2 separate regions of the Homo sapiens genome follow, and region 1 is linked to region 2. A link is a loop called in an ENCODE intact Hi-C map of the cell type or tissue named here. Cell type or tissue: dorsolateral prefrontal cortex. All regions are shown on one strand. Each heading gives the region's core, and the rest is flanking DNA. Links, peaks and the distances in the headings are about the cores only.

Region 1 (5,375 bases), core at 75-5,074, 80 kb after region 2:
TGTGCATGACGGGGTGACAGCCTGCAGTGCCAGTGCTGGCTCCATACACAAACCTGCTTATGCTGGGCACAATCACCTTTATGAATCTGAGTATTTTCATGTGTAAAATCCCTGCTTACCGCATTGGGTGGTGGAGAGGACTGAATAAAAGAATCTTAGGTAAGAACCTTTTACAGAGCTTGGTGCATAGCAGATGCTCTCCAACTCCTGAGCTCAAGTGATCCACCCACATCAGCCTCCCAAAGTGCTGTGATTACAGGCATGAGCCACTGCGCCTGGCTGGGTACATAGCCGATGCTGAGGATATGCTTGGTGCTTTCTTCTTATTTCCATGTCTGGGTGTTGTAAGTTTTCCCAAAGGGATAAGAAACAAATGCTTGTGGAATCCATGTTACAGATAACTGCATAGCCCTTCTTATGTAGGGTAAGATGAAGTCCTCTGGGTACTGTTGATTACCTTCTCATAATACCAAATATTATATTAGCCTTTCATGTCCCTGAACTAGTATGCTGGTACTTTGGCCCCAGAGTACAGTCTCCAGGACTCCTACAGCCAAACGTTTAGTTGCATTTACAAAATCTAAAAAGTGCGTGTGTGTGTGTGTGTCAGGTGGGAACACAACTTTCTTTTCTAGATGAGAATATTTTTCTTGGACTCTTCACAGTCTCCTTTAATTCAACTAATTCTTCATTTTTAACAGGATTTGGACTCCTAAGTTCCCTGTGCCAGGCAAGGGAGCAGCTGAGAGTGTCTTCTCAGGAGCTGCAGTCCTGAAGCCTGGGGAACTGGGTCATTGCTAGAAGAGGCGGCTCTCTGCATGCCAGGAGAAACCCAGCCCAGGAGCTGCAGCCCGGCAATCCCAGGACAGAAGCGAGAGTGCACCCTACATCTTCTCATTCTGCAGCCCTCAGCATGGCACTTGGCACAGGGCAGTGGCTGGATAAATATTTGCTGAGTTGTACTAAATACAAATAACAAGGTTTGATTAAGGATCGCATGAAGGTTGGACACACCTTCTTGACAATACGGAAATAATTTAGTTAAGAGTCACAGATGCTCTACGCAGGAAAGAAAATGAGTAAAATAAAGGGAAACGTTTCCTACCTATAGGGGGAAACATCATAAATATTAGGTAAGTAATGAACATTCAAAAAACTTAGACTAGGGGCCAGGTGTGGTGGCTCACACCTGTAATCCCAGCACTTTGGGAGGCCAAGGTAGGTGGATCACCTGAGGTCAGGAGTTCGAGACCAGCCTGGCTAACATGGTGAAAACCCCGTCTCTACCAAAAATACAAAAGTTAGCTGGGCATGGTGGCGGGTGTCTGTAATCCCAGCTACTCTGGAGGCTGAGACAGGAGAATTGCTTAAACCTGGGAGGCGGGGGTTGCAGTGAGCTGAGATCCACCATTGCACTCCAGCCTGGGCAGCAAGAGTGAAACTCCGTCTCAAAAAAAACCAAACAACAACAAAAACCACTTAGACTAAGGATAATTTTAATGGCTGGTAGTTTATGCTTTTTCACACAAGTATAGTATGAAATAAAAATCATCTCTGGCCTTTTGGCACCTGTAAAATCAGTGTCTTGCAGGATAAACGGTGTGGTCAAGGGACACAGTCCTGATCTAGGAGGTGTAGCTGATGCTCCCCATTCCTGGGCGGACGCCATCTCTTGTGGGAACTCACAGTTCTCCCTGTACCACCAGTGAGGGCTCCTCACCCTCTATCCTCTATTGTACCTATTTATAAACTCACACATAGCTACACAGCAGTGCACACTTCCTGAGGGTGAGGGCTTTTTCAATTCATTCTTGAATTCTGTGGTTCCTCAATTTGTGGCATGGTTTCTTGTAAATAAGAGACCCTCAGGAAATCACGAGGAAGACAGATACTCAAGCACCAAGCTGTAACCCAAGACAGGATGAACTCAGCACCAAAATAGAAAAACCACTGCGGGTGCCATGGAGGGCAGTGGGGAAGAGTGGGGTAAGGAGCTCAACCTCCCAGGGTCACACCCTGCCTTTGTCTCCTCTTAGCTGTATGAGTTCAGGCAAGTTATCTAAGCTCCATGGCCAGGGGTGTCTCGATGACACATGTGGGCAACAGCACCCACATATTCCCAGAGATGTTGAGAAGCCAAAGAAGGGAGCGGCTTGGAGAGAGTTCTGGGGAAAAGAACGGCAGTTCTGTGTGGACTGCCAGGACCAGCCCTGCCTTCTAAGGTGCTCTGGAACAGGCCCAGTCGTCTAGAGCCCTCAGCGTCCATTGCCACAACTCAGCCAGGACAATACCATGTGAAGAAGCAAGGCTGGCGCATGCCCTGGTGCACACTGCTCTGGGATGTGTTGGAACAGAGCCCAGGAATCTGCTGTGCAGCCTCACAGGCGGCCATCTGGGTCCTCCTGCCGTGCCAGCTTCCTTTGTGGGCTAAGCTCATCCCAGGGCTGATGGAGACTGCTCTCCCTTGCAACCTGCACTTCCCATCTTGTCCCCTCTCAGGCAGCAAGCTTGCTGTTCTCTTTACAAGGAAGAGCAGAGGAGCCATTGAAGCCAGCCCCTCCGCTGGTCTCAACTACGTCTCTCATTCAATATCCCCTTCCAGCCTGCTTCCGAGTAAGAAGTTTCCATTGAAATCTCTGCTCGCTGCCAGGAATCGTGGCCCCAAATCACAGGGTGGATCCGGGGCTCCTGTTGGATCCCACCTACGCTTCCACATCAGCCCCTGCCGCCGCCCCCTCTTGTGAGGGTCTCGCTGTATCTTTTTCTTTTCTTTTTGGAGACTCTGCTACTCTGGCTGGAGTTTCAGTGACACGATCATGGCTCGCCGCAGCCTTGGACCTCCTAGACCCAAGTGGCCTTTCCCCTCAGCCCCTGAGACTCTGGGATTACAGGTGCACACCATGTCTGGCTAATCTGTGTATTTTTTGCCACCATGTTGTCCAGGCTGGTCTCAAACTCCTGGCCTCGAGTGATCCTCTGCCTCAGCCTCCAAAAGTTCTGGAATTTTAGGTGTGAGCCACTGCGCCTGACCTAGATCCTTTTCTTAAAGCTGACCTCTGAGGACCCACTCTCTCCCATCCTTCTTTCCAGTGTGTCTGTCCATCCCTCTCGCCTGGTTCGCCTCCTGCTTTCCTTCAGCTCAGACCCCTCCACCCTCCAACGGCTAACCTGCCCTCTCTCATGCAGTCAGGACCCTGTTGGCTATCACTTTTAACATCCTTCTTTCAAAGAACACCACTGACCCATCCCCCAAATCCACAGTCTTGTCAATTCCTCTCCATCAGCGAAGACTAGGATTCTCTGGATCACGTTCCCCCAAATTTCCATCTCTCGGGTTCACCACACTGGCTCTCAGAGCTCTATCCTGGTCCTTTCACCTCTCAGAGGACATCATAGCTGCCTCTCCTGCTCCACAAAGAAGGATTCGAACTGGCGTTTTCAGCCCTAACCTCTCCGGTCAGCACTCCTTGCTGCCTCTGTCACATCAAGTTCATCTTAGGGTTTTCCCTTAACCACGCCCCTAATTCCTATCGCACAGTTAGGCACTGCTGTCTCCTTTCTCCTTCCTCACCGTTTTGCAAATTTATTTATTAGACATCGGTTTTTCTGCACAGTTCACTGGCTGTAAGAGCTTGTGAGGTGGGGCCTCATGACAACCCAGCGTCGGTCCACGTTCTCCATAGTTAGTTCCTGAATGTATGAGGTGATTGTTCTTCCCTTCCGAAGCTTTAAAATAATACTTGGCTAGTTTTTCCCCCTTTCCCCTATCAAATAATTTATCACATTCTGGTTTTGGCTGTTGCCATTTTTTCCCGTTTCCTTGCATCTGCCTGGACACCACCCTCCTCCATGCCTGATCCTACCAAGAGGGAGCATTGCTGGAGTCCCCAGGTGCTCCCCTCCCCTGCTTTCCTGTCTATCCCCCATGCCCCGCTGTGATGCCTTCTGTCCGGGAATTCTCGGGCATAAGAACCCAGAGTGGTTCTCTGCTGATTACCCCAAGTCTAGCAATAATGCCTCCTTTTCCTTACTTGCCTTTGCAAAATTATGACTGACACAGTGAAAGAGATCTGACTTAACCCACTCCATCTTGCTTTTAACATCCAAGCTGTCCATATTCATTCCTGGGCAAAGGCTGAATTAGCTTTGGGAGAAACTTAGTTTACAGTTTAAACAAAGATGATAACGGCCCTTTCCCAAAGCAGACCTCCTTCTTGCCTGGGGACTACATTGCCCTTGTGGAACTAACATTAGCCATAAGATTTAAAATTATGATTTAGGAGTCATGCAGCTGGAGGCTACAAGATTCTGACCCTCCCTAAGCTGCTCCTAAGACCAGTGTTCTGATATTTTGCAGACCCTGCACCTGATGGATCAGCTGGCACCACCCGGATCAATAAACTGGCTCATCTGATCTTATGGCCCCAACCCAGGAACTGACTGAGCGCAAGAAGACAGCTCCACCTCCCTATGATCTCATCCCTGACCAATCAGCACTCCTGGCTCACTGGCTTCCCCCTACCCACCAAGTTATCCTTAAAAACTCTGCTCCTTGAATGCTCGGGGGAGACTGACTGGAGTAATAATGAAACTCCAGCCTCCCACACAGATGCCCTGAGTGAATTACTCTTTCTCTATTGCAATTCCCCCGTCTTGGTGAATCAGCTCTGTCTGGGCAGCAGGCAAGGTGAACCCCTTGGGCGGTTACATTATCGGGTTGAAGTACAAACAGGCACACAGGGGTCCGCCAGGTGGGGATTGGGCAGCCGCTGCTGTCTCTCTTCCCACAGCCAATTTTCTTACTGGAGGAAACCAACCTTCACTCCACTCCACAATGGAATGAATACACAGAGCAGGCTCTTTGTATATTTATTGTTTACAAAATCAGGCTCTGTTTACAAAACTTTTTTGTACTTGCTATTTTTCACTTAAAAAAAAATCACAGCCATCTCTCTAGGCTAATGTCTATCCATTGAACTCATCTTTTTGAATGGCTGCATAGTATTCCTCAGAATATACCTACTATAATTTATCCAGCCAGCCCTCCAAGTTCCTTTACTAACAAGGCTTATGTTGTTTTATTTCACTACAAAAATAATTTACAAAAATGATTACATGTATTTTGCATGTATTTCCAGAATAGAGTTTTCTAAAAAGATATCGTCACTTTACCATTAAAAAAGAAAACATTCCACGCCCTTTTTAGTAACATGTGATCATGCTGGTTTCTGGAAGCGCTGGTCACCTTTAATTTTATTCCGTCCTTGGCTTTGGTTGAGTAAAGCCACGTGTCTCGTCATTTCCTGGCCCCCAGGGAGGGTAAGCGTTCTCTCACACCCTCACCGTCCACAGCTCCTCGTCTGTGAAATTGTGAT
Region 2 (5,375 bases), core at 176-5,175:
ACAGAAGGCTTCAGGCCGGAACATCGGAGTGGAGGCTGTGTTTGAACAAAGTGGTATTCACAATTACATGCATGCCTGGTCTCCAGCTGCCATGAGCTTCTCCCTGAAATCCCCACTCTGTGCTGGCCCCCGAGAGCAGGGCAGCCTGTAGGTGGGCAGTCGTAGGTGGTCAGTGCAGCCCCCGGGAGCAGGGAAGCCCAAAGGTGGGCAGTTGTAGGTGGGCAGAGCAGTCCCCGGGAGCAGGGCAGCCCGAAGGTGGGCAGTGCAGTCACCTGGTGACTCCAAGAAAGGCCAGATACTAGAGTTCTTCCAGCTTCTTGGGGGTCTGGCCAAAGTAGGCTGAAGAAAATTCATAAAAGCCCTCAGCAACAAATTTCTCCCTACCAACTTTCAAATTCTCCTTTGACCAATAACGATTCCTTGCTGGATTACGCAGCCCCGCGGGTTGGTCTGTTTTATTGGGTGGGGGTGGTTTTCATGTTGCCAATAATTAGCTGTGGGCTGATGGGGAGAGGGAGGGTGGCCTATGAGTTGTTCAGTGTTTGGTCTTGCCATATGGAAGGTGGGTGCATTTCCCTGAAAGGGTGGCTTCCTGAGATGGGTGCTCTGGGGGCACTTCAGGCCAGGACCCCAAATGCAGAAAACTCTAGATGTAGCTGTGCCACAATTTATTGAGGAGTTATCTCTTGATAGTAGGGTCATAGATGGCTTTGTTTTCTTATTTTTGCTTAAATAAATATTTATAATTTTCTGTAAAGATTTTAACTTTTCTATTCAGGGAGGAAGGGAGTTTAATTACTACGTTAGAAGCTTCTTGGGATGTTATGAAATAATACTCAAGAACAAAAAGGATATTCATATTGTTTGCCCAGTGATTTGCTCCAAGAGATTTATCCTAAATAAATAATTTACTTTTTTATTTTTTTGAGACAGGTTCTTGCTCTGTCATCTAGGCTAGAGTATGGTGGTGCAATCACACAGCTCACAGCAGCCTTGACCTCCTGGGCTCAAATCAATCCTCCCACCTCAGCCTTCTGAGTAGCCAAAGAAATAACAGAAGCAAAGTGCTGTATATATGAAAGAAATGTGTATTATTGCCCTCTCTTTAATAGTAAAAGCAGGAAACAGCCTGAATGCCTCAAAGCTAGAACCTAGTTTTGGCACTGAGGGGTACATCTGAACAGTAGAATATACGTAGCTGTGAAGATGACAATTAAGATGATTACATAGAGACAAGGACGCGTGTTTCTGCTGTGATGTTGTGTGAAAAGGCAGGATATGTGACAATTGTCATAGTTTTCATGTAGATGAGGATTTCAAACAACACGTAAGAATGAAAGCTGTATAGAAGGGCTGAGTGAATGGGGAGCTTATCCTCCCAAAACTTCAATAAAACAGTGGTTTCAGCCGGATGATCTGCGACATTGTAACACTGATTGACCCACTGTAACATTCGGGTCAGTCATTTAACCTCCGCACTCTGGATTTTCTCACTTGCCAAACGGAGGTGACAACACCTACTCCCACCTACACCTCAGGGCATTGGGCGTAACAGGAGGGAGCTCTGCCGGTTTTGCACGCGAGAGCTTCCACACGTGTGCACAGGGTGCTCATACCCCTGGCATCGTCAGAAACATCAGCACCAGCCTTAGTTGGTGTGAGGCCCTATCCTGCAAAATATGACAAAATTACCTTGGACATCTCAGTAATTTTCAAAGCTTCCCTTTCATCTAGCACTCAGACTCATGAAATACCAGGTCCAGAAACAAAACCAGAAATGATTTCCTCCAATTCTCTCATGTAAATTGTCACAGCGAATCCGCAGACACCAGGGGAAGAATGACACCCTTGCCCTCACACAGCCTGGCCTGGAGTGAGGGGTCCTGGCCCCGGCTTCCAGCACAGCCCCGCCCTCCAGTCCCTGCCCCTGCTGCTGTAGGGACATGCCCTGAGCGGGTGTCCCCAGCGCTCCGAGGTGTGGGGCAGACTATGGATAGAGCTCACGGATGGTGCACTCCTGCTGGGTACCTGAGCACGCGGTCCGAGGCCTGGCTGGACTTGGACACGTCGCAGCTCTGGTGCTTTTCCTGTGCCTTGGCCAGTTTCTCTGCTGCAGCGATCGGGCATCCGGAGAGGCTGCAATCACAGAAAGCGGGTTGAATGGTCCCGCCTCAAACACCTTCACAGCACACTAATCCTCCCTTAGCACCAAGACCCTGATGCAGGTGGAGCTGGTGAGGGAGGGGTAGTTTCCCAAACCTGGCACAGGCAGTCCTGATGGGTGGACTGGGAGAGGGGGAGGTAGTCATGTTTCCAGGTGCATGCTTTCTGCTGGTCTCCAGCAGAGAATGCTGGCGGCAGTGCTATGTGTGAGGTGTATTCAATCCTTCCCAATGAGAGCATCCCAGCTCCCATGCATTCGGGAGGACATAGCTGGTGAAAACTGTAGACAGATTCCATTTCTGGAGATGAAGAATTAACAGCTTGGGTAGGATGAGTTTTGAAGCCCCAGAATGGCAATGAATTGACTGTTACCAGAAGATGGAGCTCCAAGCTGATTTCCTAAATGCTATTGACTGTGGCGTCTGGGGGGCCTGTCTGACTTTAGCCCTTTGGTGTTCTCCACAAGCAGGGAAATGAAAGTGGAGAGGAAAGCAGAATGATTTCTAGGACTGCAATAAAATGTTTTGTGGAGCCAAATAGTTCAGGCTTAGTCTAGACGGAGGAGACAGCAGCTGGGCTCTTTTGTGTGCAAGCTCACTTTATGTGAAATCACCGTGTCTGCTCTGTGGGTGTCTACATACGTATCTGCTCATATGCACAGACGCTCACCCCATATATGTGTCATATCCCAAAAATACGCCTGTGCTGAGGTTTGACGGAGGCCCTGACGCTGCGGATGCTGCATCGAACAGCACACAGCACGCACCTCTCCAACCTATCGATCATTTCCTGCTTCTGCAGATTAAACACCTGAATGTCTCTGGAGGGCACAGTGGTCATTTGTTTCATTATAAATGTAACACAAAGGACCAGGTTTGCCAGTCAGACAAGCAAAAATTAGAGTGAAGCTTGTAACAGTTTCCTTCTTTTAGATACAATTTTACGTGAACTCATAAAACCATAGACTGTAAGACAAACTTTAAAAGAATCACTTTTTGGCCTCTGGGAAAAAAAAAGTTATCAGATAAGAACGCAATATTATGGGCAGCTGAGTAGTTCTTATCAAGTCTGCACAGGACAGGAAAAGAGAACTCAGATCTTTCACAAACAAAAGAGTGGTTCTGAGTCCATTGGTTAGCAGGAGTCCAGAATCTATTTCCCTGGCACCCCAGCCTCCCACAGACCACCCCCCAACCTGCTAAACATCTGCAGGTTTTCTGAAGACGTCCATACTTGTGACCTGGGGTTTCCATAGAATTCCAAGGGCAGCCAAGCCAAGCTACACACTGTACAGGCGTGCTGCATTCCAGGCCACGTCCTGTCCAATGAACACTAGGACAGCCCTGTCTTCACCTCGGAGGACAGCGAAGGCTTGGTCTCCTTCCTTCCAGCCATTGTAAATGGTCATGGTTTCCACTCCTGATACTATACCCTGCTATGATAAGGTGGGTGGGGCAACTAAAACCATCCAGTTTGCACCACAAGGGCGTGGAGTGCTTTCACTCCCGTGCATTATATGGAGGTGCCCGCACTTGGGGAGCACGGTGGGGAGCACCATATGGAGCGTGGTAGGCCCCCCAGGAAGGAGAAGGCATGGAGAGCAGCCGGTGCTCCCTCCCACACCAGTGACCCACGCGTGGCTTACCTTCGGTGGGAGTTCCTGTTGCTGTTGACATGCCCGCGCCCCGTGCAGCCCGGAGTGGGGCACTTGAGGACACTTTCATGCATGGCAAGGACTTGACAGGGAGAGGCAAAGAGAACAGCCAGTGTTAAAACAGAGGCACGGTTAGGGCACATGAAAATGCAGTCATTTAACAAAGGCCAGGTCGCTCATGATAGACAGTCCTACAAACGTTTGTGATGGGCATGGCCAGGAAAACACACATGGGAGGAGAAAGAAGGTTGACTGGACCCTACGGACCCTACACGAAAGGCCAGAGAAAGAAGGTTGACTGGACCCTACAGACCCTACATGAAAGGCCAGAGAAAGAAGGTTGACGGGACTCTATGCTAAGGGCCTCACACAGCAGAGGCGCTGGAGCCAGGAGCTGGGGAGTTCAGAGAACACAGAACTGACTCTTTCCTGATGGGCTAGGGGAGCGAGGGCCTCACAGATATTACCCATGCACAAGCATGGAGTATTGATTAGCCATAGAACAACACAGAGGCTGGGGATTTTAAAAACATGCCTGTGCTTTGGAAACACACAGCATTATGAACGTGTGGTGGGTAGATGAATACAGAACCACAAACCTTAATTTTAAATAAAATGAATTAAATAATCACTCTTCCTTTAGGAATCAAGTGCTTTATTATTCTTTAAATAGGATGAGCTAGAAGAGTAAGCGTCTGCGTTTTTACCCTGTGAAATTAACAAGCGGGAGAGGCCTCTTGCATGGACACCTTTTGTGGTGCAAGGATGCTACTGGCTGGTCGGCAGGGGAGAGCTGCTTGAATTTTCCCAGCAGTGGTGTTGGACCTGAATTATTTGTGTCTTCCTTCTTTTCTGGTCCTTCATGAACGCTCTACTACTCTGGGTTCTGGGGGAAGGTTAGCAGGGACGAAGGGACCCCCACACGGACCCTGTCTGCATCATGCTCTGCTCCTCTGAGCCCGCTGTCTCCAAACTCCAGGGGAATGGGGTGGTGGCTTTCCCTGACAGCAAGGTTTACCTGAGGCCAGGTGAACATGGAAGGTCTATTCAAAACAGATCTGCCTACTCTAGTTATGTAATTGTATTTTTGACACTTTTCCTCCTTCTCTAGAACAACCTCTCTCTTTCCCCTGCAGTCTGCTGGGCACTGAATCCCACATCCACATGGTGTTGCTGTTATCTGAGTCCACACCCTGTCTTCTTACTGCTGGGCAGTCCCTTCAGCAGAGTTTGCTTTGGTATTAGCTTTATCGCTCCCACAGTTCCTGGCTTGTCCTGGATGTGGTAGGTCCTAGTAAGTGCTGTCAGAAAAATGAATGATCAAAGTGAGTCCACCTTTGGTTCATCTTGTGCTGGCACCTGGCTGGAGGGGGTCACAGGAGGGTTCCTTTCTGAGAGGATCCAAGCACAGTTCCCTGCCCCCTTCCTCCCTGTCCCAGAGGAAGAAGTGCTGCTCCTCCCTACAGGGAGGCCTCTCCAGGAAGCATGTGCGTGGTCCTCCTTCCTGCAGGATGTCGATCTACCTACTTCGTTCATTCTTTCTTCTTTATCATTTGTC

The links. A loop is a pair of places that touch in the nucleus more often than their neighbours do. Peaks named below come from ENCODE experiments on the same cell type or tissue, not always from the same donor. Only the 100,000 strongest peaks of a DNase experiment are listed, where the experiment ranks them.
Region 1: it touches region 2 in a loop (2.7-fold over the local background); 1 of 110 quality-filtered maps calls a loop at or near these places.

What each region holds. Positions count from the first base shown.
Region 1 is chr2:1,988,548-1,993,922 of GRCh38, forward strand. All of the region lies in intron 5 of MYT1L (myelin transcription factor 1 like), which reads right to left. Among named protein-coding and RNA genes, the nearest start is that of PXDN, 250 kb to the left of the region's middle. In dorsolateral prefrontal cortex, for the core only: a CTCF peak has its summit at 2,431; DNase peaks (open chromatin) are centred at 254, 1,675 and 2,354; H3K27ac peaks cover 4,269 bases.
Region 2 is chr2:1,908,212-1,913,586 of GRCh38, forward strand. It overlaps MYT1L (myelin transcription factor 1 like), which reads right to left. Exons shown (of 25, transcript NM_001303052.2): 12 at 3,809-3,899; 13 at 2,029-2,136. Among named protein-coding and RNA genes, the nearest start is that of PXDN, 170 kb to the left of the region's middle. In dorsolateral prefrontal cortex, for the core only: CTCF peaks have their summits at 2,550 (motif pointing right) and 2,755; DNase peaks (open chromatin) are centred at 2,580 and 2,812; H3K27ac peaks cover 3,952 bases.